Regions from separate parts of the Homo sapiens genome. Here region 2 is linked to region 1. Evidence: read pairs that join two places in POLR2A ChIA-PET (ENCODE). Cell type or tissue: GM12878. All regions are shown on one strand. Each heading gives the region's core, and the rest is flanking DNA. Links, peaks and the distances in the headings are about the cores only.

The links. ChIA-PET counts read pairs that join two places held together with the same protein. Peaks named below come from ENCODE experiments on the same cell type or tissue, not always from the same donor. Only the 100,000 strongest peaks of a DNase experiment are listed, where the experiment ranks them.
Region 2: POLR2A ChIA-PET joins it to region 1 with 5 read pairs; 5 of 35 experiments call an interaction of 5 or more read pairs at or near these places.

Annotation. Positions count from the first base shown.
Region 1 is chr2:230,656,836-230,661,223 of GRCh38, reverse strand. No RefSeq gene overlaps it. Among named protein-coding and RNA genes, the nearest start is that of LINC01907, 41 kb to the left of the region's middle. RefSeq lists enhancers at 594-1,150, 1,785-2,054, 2,385-2,434, 2,495-2,584 and a cis regulatory region at 1,472-2,600. In GM12878, for the core only: no CTCF peak of the experiment used is centred there; DNase peaks (open chromatin) are centred at 423, 1,883 and 2,266; H3K4me3 peaks cover 2,719 bases; H3K27ac peaks cover 3,947 bases.
Region 2 is chr2:230,752,507-230,756,895 of GRCh38, reverse strand. The region is part of intron 1 of CAB39 (calcium binding protein 39); the gene reads right to left. Among named protein-coding and RNA genes, the nearest start is that of CAB39, 42 kb to the right of the region's middle. In GM12878, for the core only: no CTCF peak of the experiment used is centred there; no DNase peak of the experiment used is centred there.

The sequences.
Region 1 (4,388 bases), core at 73-4,072:
GAGTTTCTCATTTAATTTTCTTGGCATCCCTGTGAGATGGTCTTCAATGTTATCACTATTTTACAGATGAGGAAACCGAGGCTTAGAGAGTTCAAGTGTGGAGTTGGGATCCTGTCTGACTCCTATGCTGGCTGTCTATTTCTTTTTTTTTTTTTTTTTTGAGATGGAGTCTCATTCTGTTGCCCAGGCTGGAGTACAGTGGTGCAATCTCGGCTCACTGCAATGCCTGATATGCTGGCTGTCTTAACCATTAACTGGCACTGACTGTATACCTTGCCCTGTGCTGCCTTTGGCTATAGTTGGCTGGACATGTTCCCCAATCCCCTTGTGCTGGGCAGAGAATCAGGAAGGAAGCTGGGGTGTAAGAACGGAAACTGCCAACCAGTACCACAAAGATCTGAACTCTTATTCACGTGGTCTGTAACCTCCTGCCCGCTCTCCCTCCCCCACCCGTGGTCTCTGCCTGGGAGCTGAGATTGTCCCCTTCTGTTTAACTTGGTGTTTGACCCCGGCCACCTGCTGTTCATTTCATTCAGTTTCACCGGGACACCCAGACCAGGGCACGGGAGGTGGCCCTGTTACCAGTTCTTTGTCATCTGTAGCTGGTTGTGAAATGCCCTGGCTGATCCACACCAGAAGAAGGAGAGAAAATTTCCCTGGGGCTGGAATTGCTGGGGCCCTTCCTAGAGGAACAAGCACAGCCCAGAGACAAATCTGAAGCCACTGCCTGTACACGTGGGTTGGGAACTGCCTGTCCAGGACACCTCCTGCAGAAGACTGGCCCAAGGCCTTGTCCTTTCCTTGGCAGGGACAGTGCGGGGACGAGAGAGTCCCAGGGGGGTCATGTGAGCTCTGTTTCCGGAGTCTATCTGGGAACCTTTTCCTTCCCTGCTGGTCCACATTCCCGGAGCTCTGCGAGTCAGCATCGAGGTGAAGGTGGGCCAGCGCAGGCCCTTCCCTGTGGCCTCTGAGTCTGGGGGGGTTGCCATCCTCTGGGTCTGATGTACCCTCCTTATGTGCAGGGTGGGGGGTGCAGAAGTAGAGTAAGTGGGCCAGGCGCGGTGGCTCACGCCTGTAATCCCAGCACTTTGGGAGGCCGAGGAGGGTGGATCACGAGGTCACAAGATCGAGACCAGTCTGACCAACATGGTGAAACCCTGTCTCTGCTAAAAATACAAAAAAATTAGCTGGGCACAGTGGCACGTGCCTGTAATCGCAGCTACTCGGGTGGCTGAGGCAGGAGAATTGCTTGAACCTGGGAAGCGGAGGTTGCAGTGAGCTGAGATCACGCCACTGCACTCCAGCCTGGTGACGGAGCAAGACTCCGTCTCAAAAAAAAAAGAAGTAGAGTAATTGTGCCCAGGAGCCCAATCCATGTCTGTTAGGAGCCTGCTTCCTGCCACCGGTCCCTGGGTGGCACACTGGAAGGTGCTTGGCATAGAACGAGGGCAGTGGTGTGTCAGCAGGCCGGGCACAGAGGCAGATGGACTGGGGGCCTTGTTGAGAAGCCAGAGGCCATGTCGAGGCTGCACAAGGCCGTGACTGCCTGCTTGAGTCTGGGGAAGCTGCAGGGCTCCTGTTCCAGGTGCCCACCAGCCACTGCGCCAGGGGAAATGCCTCTGAGAGCACATCAGGGGCTTCTCAAGCTGCAGCCACAGGGGCTGGGCTTGGCACAGAGTGACGGAGGAGGGGGCTGTTCCTGCAGGTTTTGGTAAGGCGCTGCCTCCTAACCACAGCTGATCCTATGTATGGGCTGATGTCTAGGCTCTTCTTTAGAAAAATTAGCATAACTGTCTTCCCTTCCACCCCTCCGCACCCCACGACCTGCAATCCCTCTGAGCCCTTATCTTCACTTATCAGACACCCAACACTCTTCTTCTCATTTTCTGAATGACTCCACAGTTCTAGAAATTAAAGCCTGCTGTATTCTGAGAAGGTGCTTTCTGTTTCCTCTGGTGAGTGGGCAGCACATACTTTGAGACTCCGCAGGGCAGAATTAGAGGGCCCAGGTACTGAAATTGACTCACTAGGTGGGGGTGGGGAGCACTGAGACCATCTTGAGTGCTTGGAGAAAAGTTGGACAGTCAGGTGGCACAGGGGCAACCGTGGGGTCTGGAAGGGGAGCACCGGGGGATGACTGAGGGGATGGAGGAGAGTGGTAGAGGAGAGACTGGAAACCAGGGAGGGCATGGGCAGCCCTGGGAAGACTGCAGAGGTTGAAGATGTGGAGGACACACCAGGCTGGGCGGAGCGGTGCTTAGCAGGCACTAGTGAGGCAGGTTATCAAAGCAGGGACTATCCCAGGGATGTGGTCACCATGATTGTGGTCGAGGGGCCTGAAGGCATAGCTGAGCCTGCCTGGGCTCAGGCAGAGTGAAGATACAGGCCCTGCCTGCTCCTGCTCCTGCTCCTGCTCTAGAGACTGTTCCAGGGATCACCAGAGGCCTGGCAGGAAGCTGGTGGCTCATGTGCAGGTCAGGCAGGGCCAGAGGCAGGCGGATGGGGCACTTTCTTTGGGAAGAGCTTGAAGAGGGCATTGCTGATGCCTCCACCCCAGGCTGTGATGAGCACTGTACCCAGTGGGGGGCTGGTGGCTGGAGGAGGGAGTATGTCCAGGAAAGGATTTCTGCAGGGCATCTAGCCATCCTGTCACTGCAGGGCTGTGATGGAAACCTGTGGACACATGACCACTGAGGGGACTGCTGCACCAGTTTATTTGTTTATTTTATTTACTTATTTTTATTGTTTTTGAGACAGAGTCTCGCTCTGTCGCCCAGGCTGGAGTGCAGTGGTGTGATCTCAGCTTACTGCAACCTCCGCCTCCTGGGTTAAAGCAATTCTCCTGCCTCAGCCTCCCGAGTAACTGGGACTATAGGTGCATGTTGCCACACCTGGCTAATTTTTTGTATTTTAGTAGAGACGGGGTTTCACCATGTTGCCCAGGCTGGTCTCGAACCCCTGAGCTCAGGCAATCGGCCTGCCTCGGTGCCTCAAAGTGCTAGGATTACAAGCTTGAGACATTGTGCCCGGCCTGTTGCCCCAGTTTAGGACTCAGACAGAGGCTACTGTTCCTCCAGGGACCAGGGGAGCCCCATACCACTGAAGGGCTGGTTTCTTCCCTTCATGAAGCTTTTCCTTCCGGCCACCCACGGGGACCCTGACATGTGCAGGGCACCTCAGGAGAGAAAGGCAGAGCTCCGTCTTCAACTCAACACAGAAGAAAAACCCGCATTTTTCAAAGCAGCGAAGACTCAGATGGGAGCATCAGGAGGAGAGGCCATCCTGGTGGTCTGGGGCTGTGGAGCCAGGCTCTGAGGACTCAGTGGGCCACTGACTTGGGGTGAGGAGAGCAAGGGCTAGCCAGGCAGAGCCACAATAAAAATGATGACAGCTAATGGTAATTAGGGGTTGAAATTTGTACCTCCTTCGCTATGAGCATAAAGTGAGATGCTCCGAGACAGTGCGCAGGCCTGGCACCTGAGCGCACCTGCAGTTGTAGCTGTGATTATTACTACTCAGGCAGCCACAGCAAACTGAGCACTGTGCCCTGTACCCTGGGTGCCCTTTCTGACTTTCCCTGCCCCCTCACCGCCCGGTCCTTCAGCGCTGGGACCCTGTGTGACAGCGCGGCAGCCCTACACCTGTGTGGCTTGTCATGGATTCTGCCACACCACACAGTGGATTAGGATGCCTTGTTCCTTCACGTTAGCTGTGCCGTTTCTACCAGGAGACAATTAGCGAAGTAAGTGCTGTTCTGTGGTACCAGGAGAGGGTTGGGGACGACGGGCTCCCCAAAACACGGGGGCTCTGCTGAGGCCTTTGGAGAGATGTCTTCGCTGTCCAGGAGGGGGTCCTGGGTGTCCTTTCGGTTATTTTTGGGCAGCCCTGAGGCACTTTGGAGAACGTTCCAGAACACTGAGAGGAAACTCCACCCAGCCCCAATCCAGGGAAGGAGGAACCTGATTCAAATGATCTCTATGCCTCAAAATCTGTTCCTAATCTGGAGGTAACAAGTTATTAATAACCGTATTGGTTATTCATCTCCTCACCACCTTCGTGACTCCCCACCCACCCACGTGTGCATCCCCCTGACCACTGGTCCACTCCGATGCTCCCATGTCTCCCCTCCTGCCCCCACCCACCCACGTGCGTGTCCCCCCAACCACAGGTCCACTCCGATGCTCCCACGTCTTCCCTCCTGCTGGGGCCCTCACCTGCTCCCACCAGTTACTGCCTTAGCCCCTCACTGGCTGGCTCCTTCCAGGAACCCCCTCCAGGCCACTCCCACTGAGCTACACAAGAGGCTTTTAGAAATGCAGGTCCCACAGGCTTGTTTCCCTTAATGGCTTTCAATTACCTTCAAGATAAAACCCAACTTCCTGGGCTGG
Region 2 (4,389 bases), core at 97-4,096, 96 kb before region 1:
CATGGTGAAACCCCATCTCTACTAAAAATACAAAAATCAGCTGGGCGTGGTGGCGTGTGCCTGTAATCCCAGCTACTCAGGAGGCTGAGGCAGGAGAATGGCTTGAACCCGGGACGGGGAGGTTGCAGTGAGCTAAGATCACGCCACTGCACTCCAGCCTGGGCGACAGAGCGAAACTCCGTCTCAAAAATAAATAAATAAATAAATAAATAAATAAATAAATAAATAAATAAACAAACAGTTAGAAACTATCCTCTTTATTTTTAAAGTATGAGTGTAATAATTCTCAAAAATCATTTATGTTCTTAGGCTCATCAACTCTTAATAAAATTACCCAAGATTTTGGTAGGCAAAAACAAGGAAATAACACTCCCCAAAACTTCTGCATTACAGAATTTGTTTCTTATGTTCAGGTTTGCTAAGCATTAAGCTTAAATATCTTACACAGTCATGTAGCTGCCTGATGAGGTTTCAGTCAATGATTGACTGCATTATATGACAGTGGTCCCATAACAGCTGAAAAATTCCTATCACTTAGTGCTTTGTGTTACAAATACCTACTGTATTCAACACAGTAACATGCTGTACAGGTTTATAGCCTAAGAGCAATAGGCTATATCACATAGATTACTATGTAGTTGACTATACTATCTAGGTTTGTGTAAGTACTGTACACTCTATGATGTTTGCACAATGACAAAACTGCCTGATGCATTTCTCAGAATCCATCCCAGTTGTTAAGCAACACAGGAGTTAATTCCTTCACAGGATCATGTGTGACCTTCAGACAATGCTCAAGTGACAGCAAAGGCACCTTTAAGAGTGGACTCTTCAGCTGGTACTGCTTTCTCCCGGGGGGGACGCTGCCTTCCAAAGGGCCTGGTCCACCATCAAGCCATTCAGAGTGCTCTGTGACCTTGAAGGATGTGCAGCACATGGGCACATGTCTGAGTTTTGAAACTGACAATCCCTAGAGTATGGAGATGCCCAAGTTGGAAGTAGCAATGGTTCGAGAAGGGTTCCAGTGGTTTAAAGATATATTTCACCATAACAATCCACCTACCTTTCTCATCTCCCCTTTATCATCAGCAGTATTTCCTTTTATACATATTTGGAGGAATTTAAGGGAATAACACAAATCCACTGGTTAAGGTCTTCAATAATTTTTCACTGCCCTTAGAATAAAACCCAAATTCCTTGACCAAAAACCCAAAAGCAAATGTAATAAAAGCAAAGATAAAGAGCTGGGGCTTAATTAAAGTGCTTTTGCATGGCAAAAGAACAGTTAGCAGAGTAAACAGACAACCCACAGAGTGGGAGAAAATCTTCACAATCTATACATCTGACAAAGGACTAACACCCAGAATCTACAACAAACTCAAACAAATCAGTAAGAAAAAAACCAATAATCCCATCAAAAAGTGGGCTAAGGACATAAACAGACAATTCTCAAAAGAAGATATATAAATGGCCAATGAACATATGAAAAAAATGCTCAGCATCACTAATGATCAGGGAAATGCAAACCAAAACCACAGTGCAATACCCACCTTACTCCTGCAAGAATGGCCATAATTAAAAAATCAATAAACAGTATATATTGGAATGGATGCGGTAATCAGAGAACACTTCTACACTCCTGGTGGGAATGTAAACTAGTACAGCCACTATGGAAAACAATGTGGTGATTCCTTAAAGAACTAAAAGTAGAACTACCATTTAATCCAGCAATCCCACTACTGGGTATCTACCCAGAGGAAAATCATGGAACCAATCCAAATGCCCATCAATCAACGAGTGGATAAAGAAACTGTTGAGTGTGTGTGTGTGTGTATGTATGTATATATATGATGGACTACTACTCAGCCATAAAAAGGAATGAACAGCATTTGCAGCAACCTGTATGAGACTGGAGACTATTATTCTAAGTGAAGTAACTCAAGAATGGAAAACCAAACATCATAATGTTCTCACTGACATGTGGGAGCTAAGCTTTGAGGACGCAAAGGCATAAGAATGATACAATGGACTTTGGGGACTTGTGGGGAAGCGGGCGAGCGATAGAAGACTACAAATAGGCCGGGCGCAGTGGCTCATGCCTGTAATCCCACCATTTTGGGAGGCCAAGGCAGGTGTATCACCTGAGATCAGGAGTTTGAGACCAGCCTGGCCAACATGGCAAAACCCTGTCTCTACTAAAAATACAAAAATTAGCTGTGCATGGTGGTTCGTGCCTGTAATCCCAGCTACTAGGGGGACTGAGGCAGGAGGACTGCTTAAACCTGGGAGGCGGAGGTTGCAGTGAGCTGAGATCGTGCCACTGCACTCCAGCCTGAGCAACAGAGCAAGACGGAGAAGAGGAGGGGGGAAGAGGAGGAGAAGGAGGGATGAGGAGGAGGAGGAAGAGGAGCGGAAGGAGTAGGAGGGGAAGAAGGAGGGAAAGGGGAAGAAGGAGGGGAAGGGGAAGAAGGAGGGAAAGGGGAAGAAGGAGGGGAAGGGGAAGAAGGAGGGGAAGAGGAAGGCAGAAGGGGACGGAAGAAGAGGAAGGAAGAAGAGGAAGGAAGAAGAAGGAAGAAGGAAGAAGGAAGAAAGAAGAAAGAAGAAAGAAAAAAGAATACTACAAATATGGTACAGTCTATACTGCCTGGGTGATGGGTGCACCAAAACCTCACAAACCACTAAAGAACTTATGTAACCAGATACTACCTGTATCCCAATAACCTATGGGAAAAAAATTTTAAAATAAATAAAATCCAAATTCCTTACCATGGCCCTCTAGGTTTTACCTATCTCCAACTCACAGCACAGCCTCTGGCCTTGATCCTAGAGGTCCAGACACACTGATGTCCTTTCTGCTCCCCAAACTACTTCTAAGTCAGATTATCACATTTGCAAATATGGTAAAATTGTAATTTTAAAATTTAGATGGTTGGTGGGTGTGTGGGTTTTCACTGTTAGTTAACTTTTCTGTATGTTCTAAGTTTTTCTTAATATTGTTTTAAAACAGCCTTAACTATGTTTTGGACATAACTGAAGTTCACGAAGAAAATGAACAGAAATAGATATTTTAATAAAATAATTCATTTGGCTTTCAAATACAATTCCCTTGTCCATTAAAAAATGGTTTTTTCTTTTCTTTTTTTTTTTTTTTTGAGATGGAGTCTTGCTCTGTCACTCAGGATGGAGTGCAGTGGTGCGATCTCAGCTTGCTATAACCTCCACCTCCTGGGTTCAAGCAATTCTGCCTCAGCCTCCCCAGTAGCTGGGACTAGAGGCACGTACCACCATGCCTGGCTAATTTTTGTTGTAGAGACGGGGTTTCACCATGTTGGCCAGGCTGGTCTTGAACTCCTGACCTCGTGATCTACCCACCTCAGCCTCCCAAAGTGCTGGGATTACAGGTGTGAGCCACCACGTCTGGCCAAAAAATGGTTTATAATAAACCTCAGCAGGATTCCTTGGGCTAAGCCAAAAGTATTAATGTGACTGGGACAAAGCCAGACAGTGACAGGATTCTAAAGTGGGTTGTGGCAATCCGTACCTGCTATGGGGACAGGCTTCCTTCTGATGGTAATTATTGGTGTATACTTGAATCCCAAAGTGGTGGTATGTGGGGGGCTGTTAACATATTACTTTCATATAAAATGAACAGTTACAACACTGCAAGCTGAATCCGCATGGACATTTAGCTTCCCCCTTTCGCATTCATGCACTGCTCTCCGCTAGTTGTTTTCTTCTCTCTCCCAATGCCCTTTCCTTTCCTGCATCTATTTATTTATTTATTTTCCTTTCTGCATTTAATTCAATGACTCTACTCCAATGTTGATGTCCTTCAAGGTTCCACTCTTGGCTGTCACCTCACCCTATATTCCCTCTGGGTGATCTCATCTATGGTTTCAACAATCTGAAATCCATTTCTAGCCCGACCAATGGCCTACCTTTCCAACTGCTGCTCCCTATAGATGTCCTCCAGGCAATCCAAATTTCATCTAAGTCCTGCTTCTTTTTCAATGTTCCCCTTCCCAGTGAATGGATCCATTGTTCACTCCATCACTAAACTTGGTTGTCACAGCAAACTTTACTCAACTCTTCCATGTATATTCAGTTCACGATTTCAGTCAATTCTGTTTTCTAAATCTATCTTTACAGACATTAAGGGTAGACCCTCACCATTCTCCACAAAGGCCAGGAGTTGTCAATGGGGTCACTATCACCTCTAGGGTATTTCTATGGTCTGAATATACCTTAAAATCCATGGGTTGGAAATTTAATTCCCAATGCAAGTGTTGGGAAGTGGAAACTAATGGGAGGTTTTTAGGTCATGAGGACTCTGCCCTCCTGTCACTATAACGAGGACCTACAGGAGTGGATTGCTCTCTTCTGCCATTG